Regions from separate parts of the Homo sapiens genome. Here region 2 is linked to region 1. Evidence: chromatin loops called from intact Hi-C (ENCODE). Cell type or tissue: CD4-positive, alpha-beta T cell. All regions are shown on one strand.

Region 1 (2,500 bases):
GATTAAAAGGTGTAGATCCCGCTCCTGAAGAGTGTAAAAGTAGAAAAATGAACCAACAGGGAACAATTACATTAAATTAAGATAATTACTATGACAGGGTATATTTAGTAAGGAGAGTGATGGCAAATGTTGCCCAAGGGAGGTGGCTGTGTCCTGCCCTCTCCTTTCCCCCTCCACTTTACCCCCCTCTGTGGTTCATGTTGCCTATCTCAGTAAGTGGTATCCTCACTGCAAATCACACAAGCCAGAAATCTAGGAGTCACTCTGATATCTCACCCCCGGCCACAGGCCCCATGACTTCTGTCACCAAACCCCTAATAATGACATTTATTTCCTTAATATTTCTAAGAATTCCCTTCTCTCCCCTCCATAGCCACCACCATAGGCCAAGCTCCATCATCTCCCACCAGAGCAGTCCCTCCTAACAGGTCCACTGTGCATCACGCTGTGCATTAAACACGCTCATGGAATCACATGGCTCTCAGGAGAGAGGGTAAACCTCATAAGTGGACTCAAGGCCCTGCTGGTCTAGCCCTGCAGGCTGCTTCTCCTCCCCACTGATTCCCTGTGCTCCACCCACTGCCACTCTGGTCTGCCTTAGTCCTGTGCTTTCCAGCTCTTTTCACAGCTGGCCTATTCTGCAGCTGTTCTCTGCATGAAAGAGCTATAACCCTACTGCACCTAGGTGACTGCTACTGCCTCAGCCATCATCCCTATGGAAGCCCTCCTCCACTTCCTGTCAAAGTCACAGCTTCTTATTTTAATCCCCGAGAGAGTTGTGTGCCTCCCAGTCACAGTTGCAATTTACATTGGCCTGTGTGATTATTGCACTGAAGTAGGCTTTCCCCAGCCCACGAGATCCTTGGGCACAGGACTGTGACCTTTTTACTCACTTTTGTGTCTCTAAGGCACAGCCTGGTGGCTAATACATAGTAACTACTCAGTTCACATCTGTGGAATTAATGAAGAAATTGCCCATTGTTTATAATAGCAAAAAATTGAGGACAATTTACTGAGAACAAATTAAATAAATTATATCTATCTGTGCTATGTAGTACTATTCAGCACTTTCAAAAATAATGAGGTACATCTGTACTTACTGATGTGGAACATTGGCTATGATAGATTTCGAGTAAAAAAACAAAAAATGAAAAGAGCAAGTTGCAGAACAATTCTTAGGGTAAAACAGTGTTTTAAAATTAAAGCAATGATTTAAAAATTTTTTAAAAAATGTTTGACCTGGCATAGATGAAGGTATGGAAGGACAACATCAGTTAATACTTAGTGCTAGGCAGCGGGACTGGGAGAATCAGAGAAGCAATGGACATGAATTTGATAAAGAACTTACACAATTTTGCAGTGTTTGGACTTTTTCTTTTTACAAGCATATATCATTTTGATAATTCAAGACATGCTTTTAAAGATTGCCAAGAAGACAAGAAGTGACTCAAGGAAGGGAGGCACATTCCCTGTCACGCACCACCACCTCCTTTCCTGCCCTCCAACCCCATACATGCTTGACCTTACCCACTTGGCATAGACCTGCACCCCAACCTTCTCACCTGTATCCCTGCCCTCTCGCCTTCACTCCTGCCCTCTCACCTGAGCTGGTGTCCTCTCACCTGTGCTTATATCCTGTGGTTTGCATGTCACCTATCCCAATAAGCAGCACTTATGTTCCCGATAAGTACCACCTTCCTAGATTGTGTGGTTCTTTTGCAAGGTTCAGAAAGGTGAGGCTGTTGGAAAGGCAGTTAACCTCAAGTAAATTCCTGTTAGTGACTTTACCTCCCTAACTGCAATGTTAGCTTTCTGAGAAGGAAAGGAACTAACATATTCAAAAATTAAACTCCTAATACCTAGCAGGCATGCCTACTTATAGCTCATCAAATCCCCACAGGAACCTCGTGAGTAGGTATTCTCATCTCCATTTTACAGACCTGTGGCAACAAGAGCTTGCCACTTGGCCAGTGTCTCACATCAAGGACTCAAACAGAGCTCTGACCGGCTCTCCATGCCAAACTTTCTGTGCCACAGCATTGGGATGGTGGGGGGGCATGATTGCACCATACTGCCCATGGATTTCCTAGCTCATTTCCTCCAAGATAATAAATGCTGTATAAATGTTTGTATTATGAGGAAAGTAGTTTATCCTTCACCCAGCATGTCCATTAAATAGTCTTTGTATTCATTTTCTATTGAAGCTTGATCTCCCCAAAGCTTAAAATAGGATTGAAAATGTGCAGTGTTTGACCTATTTTCAGCCATTAGCGTAATTTATCAAATTAGAGAACTGAGAAGCAACGACCCTGAAGAGGAGCCAGTGCAAGCAGTCTTGGGGTGGGGGAGGCCAGGAGTCCCAGGGACACAGGGTCTCAGGACCAGTAGAGGAAGAGAAAGGAGGAGCGCTGACAATGGCTCAGAAGTCGAGGTGGGAAAGAGCAAAGACAAGCCCCACCTCTTTCACAGCAGAGTTGGAAAGAGTTGCAGACTTCATGGA
Region 2 (2,500 bases), 81 kb after region 1:
CTATGTCAAGGTCAGGGAACAGCACCCACAGAGGGTGCCTCTGGGTCCCTCTCTGCTCAACTCCCTCTCTCTTGGTTCCTGCGAGGCTCATAGGGTTGCAGGGCCCAGCAGAAGGACTGAGTCTTCCTCCTGGACTTCTGGTCCTGGTAGGCTGTGCCTTCATGTCTCTCCTGTCACCTGCACTGTAAGGAACTCATTATGACAAACGCATAAAGAATATGGCTCTGTCCACTCCAGCCCATGACCTTGGGCAAGTTCTTTTTTCTCTGTGAGCCTCCAAGTGTTCATTGGCAAAATGGGTTTATGCTGCCTACCTACTCCAAAGGAGTGCCGAGGGGATTAAATGAGATAAAGCACAAAGCCCCTAAAATATGTGCCAGGCACATAGGCAGTATCTGCAAATCTTGGTGTCCCATCCTTTCCTTTCCTGGAGCATTCTGACCCACCCACCCTCTTTATGACCTTCCTACCATGACGCCTGGCCTGGGGGTGATGGAGCGCTTAACTCCCTCCCCTCCCTTCCCTTCCCTTTCCTTTCCTTTCCCCGTGGGCATTAGTCTAAGGAAAAGGAGTCCATAAGAGCACAGCATCTTTCTTCTGTCTTCCACAGCCCCTCTAATCTTGCAGGGAAGGAGGCTGAGTGCCCTGCAGCAGCACAGATATGTCCGGATGAGCCAGTATCTATACTGGGGTAACTGTCCACCCCCCACCCCGATCCCCAGTGCTAGGCAATAAAAGAGGCCCACTGAAAAGAGGACCCAGGGAGCTGGGCGGAGCCTGTGGATCAGAGCCCCCTCGCTGGGCACTGGGTGGGCTGAGGGTTACCCCCAGGCTGCAGAGCGCGTGTGGGGGCCGCCGTCAGCTAGTCTTCCGCCTCCCGAGGGCCAGCGTGGGCGGAGGCGGCGGGGCTGCGGCTCTCGGGAACCGCAGTGTCCCAGTCTGCTCTCTGCCTTCAGCGGGAGGAATTTCCCCAGCCCTTCACGGCTCGGGGCCGCGAGGAGCCGCGGGCGCCCCCTGCCGCTTCCGAGCCGCGGCGCGCAAGGCGGCCTCCCCGTAGACCGTAGTCCCTGTGAGTCTTCCCCTCCAGCCTCAGCCCTGCGCGAGTCGGGGCGTCCGCTCCCCTCTCTCTTGCTCCTCGCTGCTCCTTCAAGAGCCCGCGTCCTGGTCACAGACAGCACAAGTCACATATGGCGGTCCCTGGACAGAGAGAGTCAATGGCAGGGAGCCTTCTTGATGCCCCTCACATCTCACTGTGGGGCAAAGAACATCCTGGAAAGAGGCAGGAGAGAGGAGGAGAGAAGGGCCAGGGCCTCCATGGAGGGGCTGTGACAGCAGGAGAGGATGGGAGCCCAGGCTCTGCTTCCTTTGTACCCCCGGCCACCAAAGGACCCAGACTGTGCCTGTCCCTACACCGGTGCAGCCTTCCTTGCTCACCCGGTCCCTCAGACCTAAACCACACTTTGGGGTACTCTGTGGTAAGCACCCCAGTGTGTTGAGTGCTCAACCTAATATCCCTCTATCCATCCTATAGAGGGAGGTTACATTTTGCATTAGAAGCAAGAATCCTGCTTAGGTGGTGAAGGTGGTTTTTTCATTTGCCGTAACATTCTCTCTCACAGAGAGCACTGCTCACTCCGGCCTTTGTATTCTGAGCATTCGTAGGTCGGTCCTCACAGGAGATTCATAGGTTACAAAGTCTGAGAACATAATATATATGCTCACGAAAGAAAGTTACATCGCCAAAAATAAAGCTGGTTGAATGAGAGGAAATGAATGGTCTAGACTCAGAGACAAAGAGAACCAAGACCAGTACTGTTTGTCTCCGTGCTTGGCAGGAAGGGAGGGTGAAAGCCTGAACTCTTTTCTGATGTGCTTTGTTTAAATGCAGTGTGTGTGTGTGTGTGTGTGTGTGTGTGTGTGTGTGTGTGTGTGTGTGTGTTGTTCAGTCTACATGTTGCACGTTGGAACCCAGTTAAGCTAGGCATGTCCAGCAAACACCTGCTACAAAGTATCCACCAGTGCCCACAGTTGTCAGTGGCTGCTGTGATGAGCTGCCAGGCTGGCCCCTCTGCAGCATGAGTGTGCATTCTCAAGCTCTGCTGCATCAAGCTGTGTTCTGCATAGTGAGGACAGCCAGGCCCTTCTGGGAAAACAGGCTTCTGGAGCCAGAGGCAATTTTTCTTTCTCTAAAACTAAAGATGTGGGATTCTTCAGACTCTCAAAATGTTACTTTGTAGAGGAAAGAGCCTGGCCTGAGAATTAGAAGACCCGGGTTCAAATCCAAGCCCTGCCACAAAGCAGATACATATTATGGAGCAAAATCATGTATTCATCCATTCCTTCATGCAATTATCTATTTAACAACTATTCATTGAGCTCTTACCCACTGAGCATTGTTCCAAGTGCCGGAGATATAATACAACAGTGAATAAGACAAGCCCTCTCCCGGCATAGAGTTTATATTTATTCTAATAGGAGAACCAGCAAACCACTATGGGGA

Evidence for each region. Peaks named below come from ENCODE experiments on the same cell type or tissue, not always from the same donor. Only the 100,000 strongest peaks of a DNase experiment are listed, where the experiment ranks them.
Region 2: a loop joins it to region 1, with 2.1 times the contacts of the local background. A loop is called at or near these places in 4 of 110 quality-filtered maps.

Annotation. Positions count from the first base shown.
Region 1 is chr1:116,231,484-116,233,983 of GRCh38, reverse strand. No RefSeq gene overlaps it. Among named protein-coding and RNA genes, the nearest start is that of MAB21L3, 120 kb to the right of the region's middle. In CD4-positive, alpha-beta T cell, a CTCF peak has its summit at 945; a DNase peak (open chromatin) is centred at 883.
Region 2 is chr1:116,150,703-116,153,202 of GRCh38, reverse strand. No RefSeq gene overlaps it. Among named protein-coding and RNA genes, the nearest start is that of MAB21L3, 41 kb to the right of the region's middle. RefSeq lists a silencer at 697-1,116. In CD4-positive, alpha-beta T cell, a CTCF peak has its summit at 1,010 (motif pointing left); DNase peaks (open chromatin) are centred at 1,012 and 1,842; H3K4me3 peaks cover 1,063 bases; H3K27ac peaks cover 573 bases.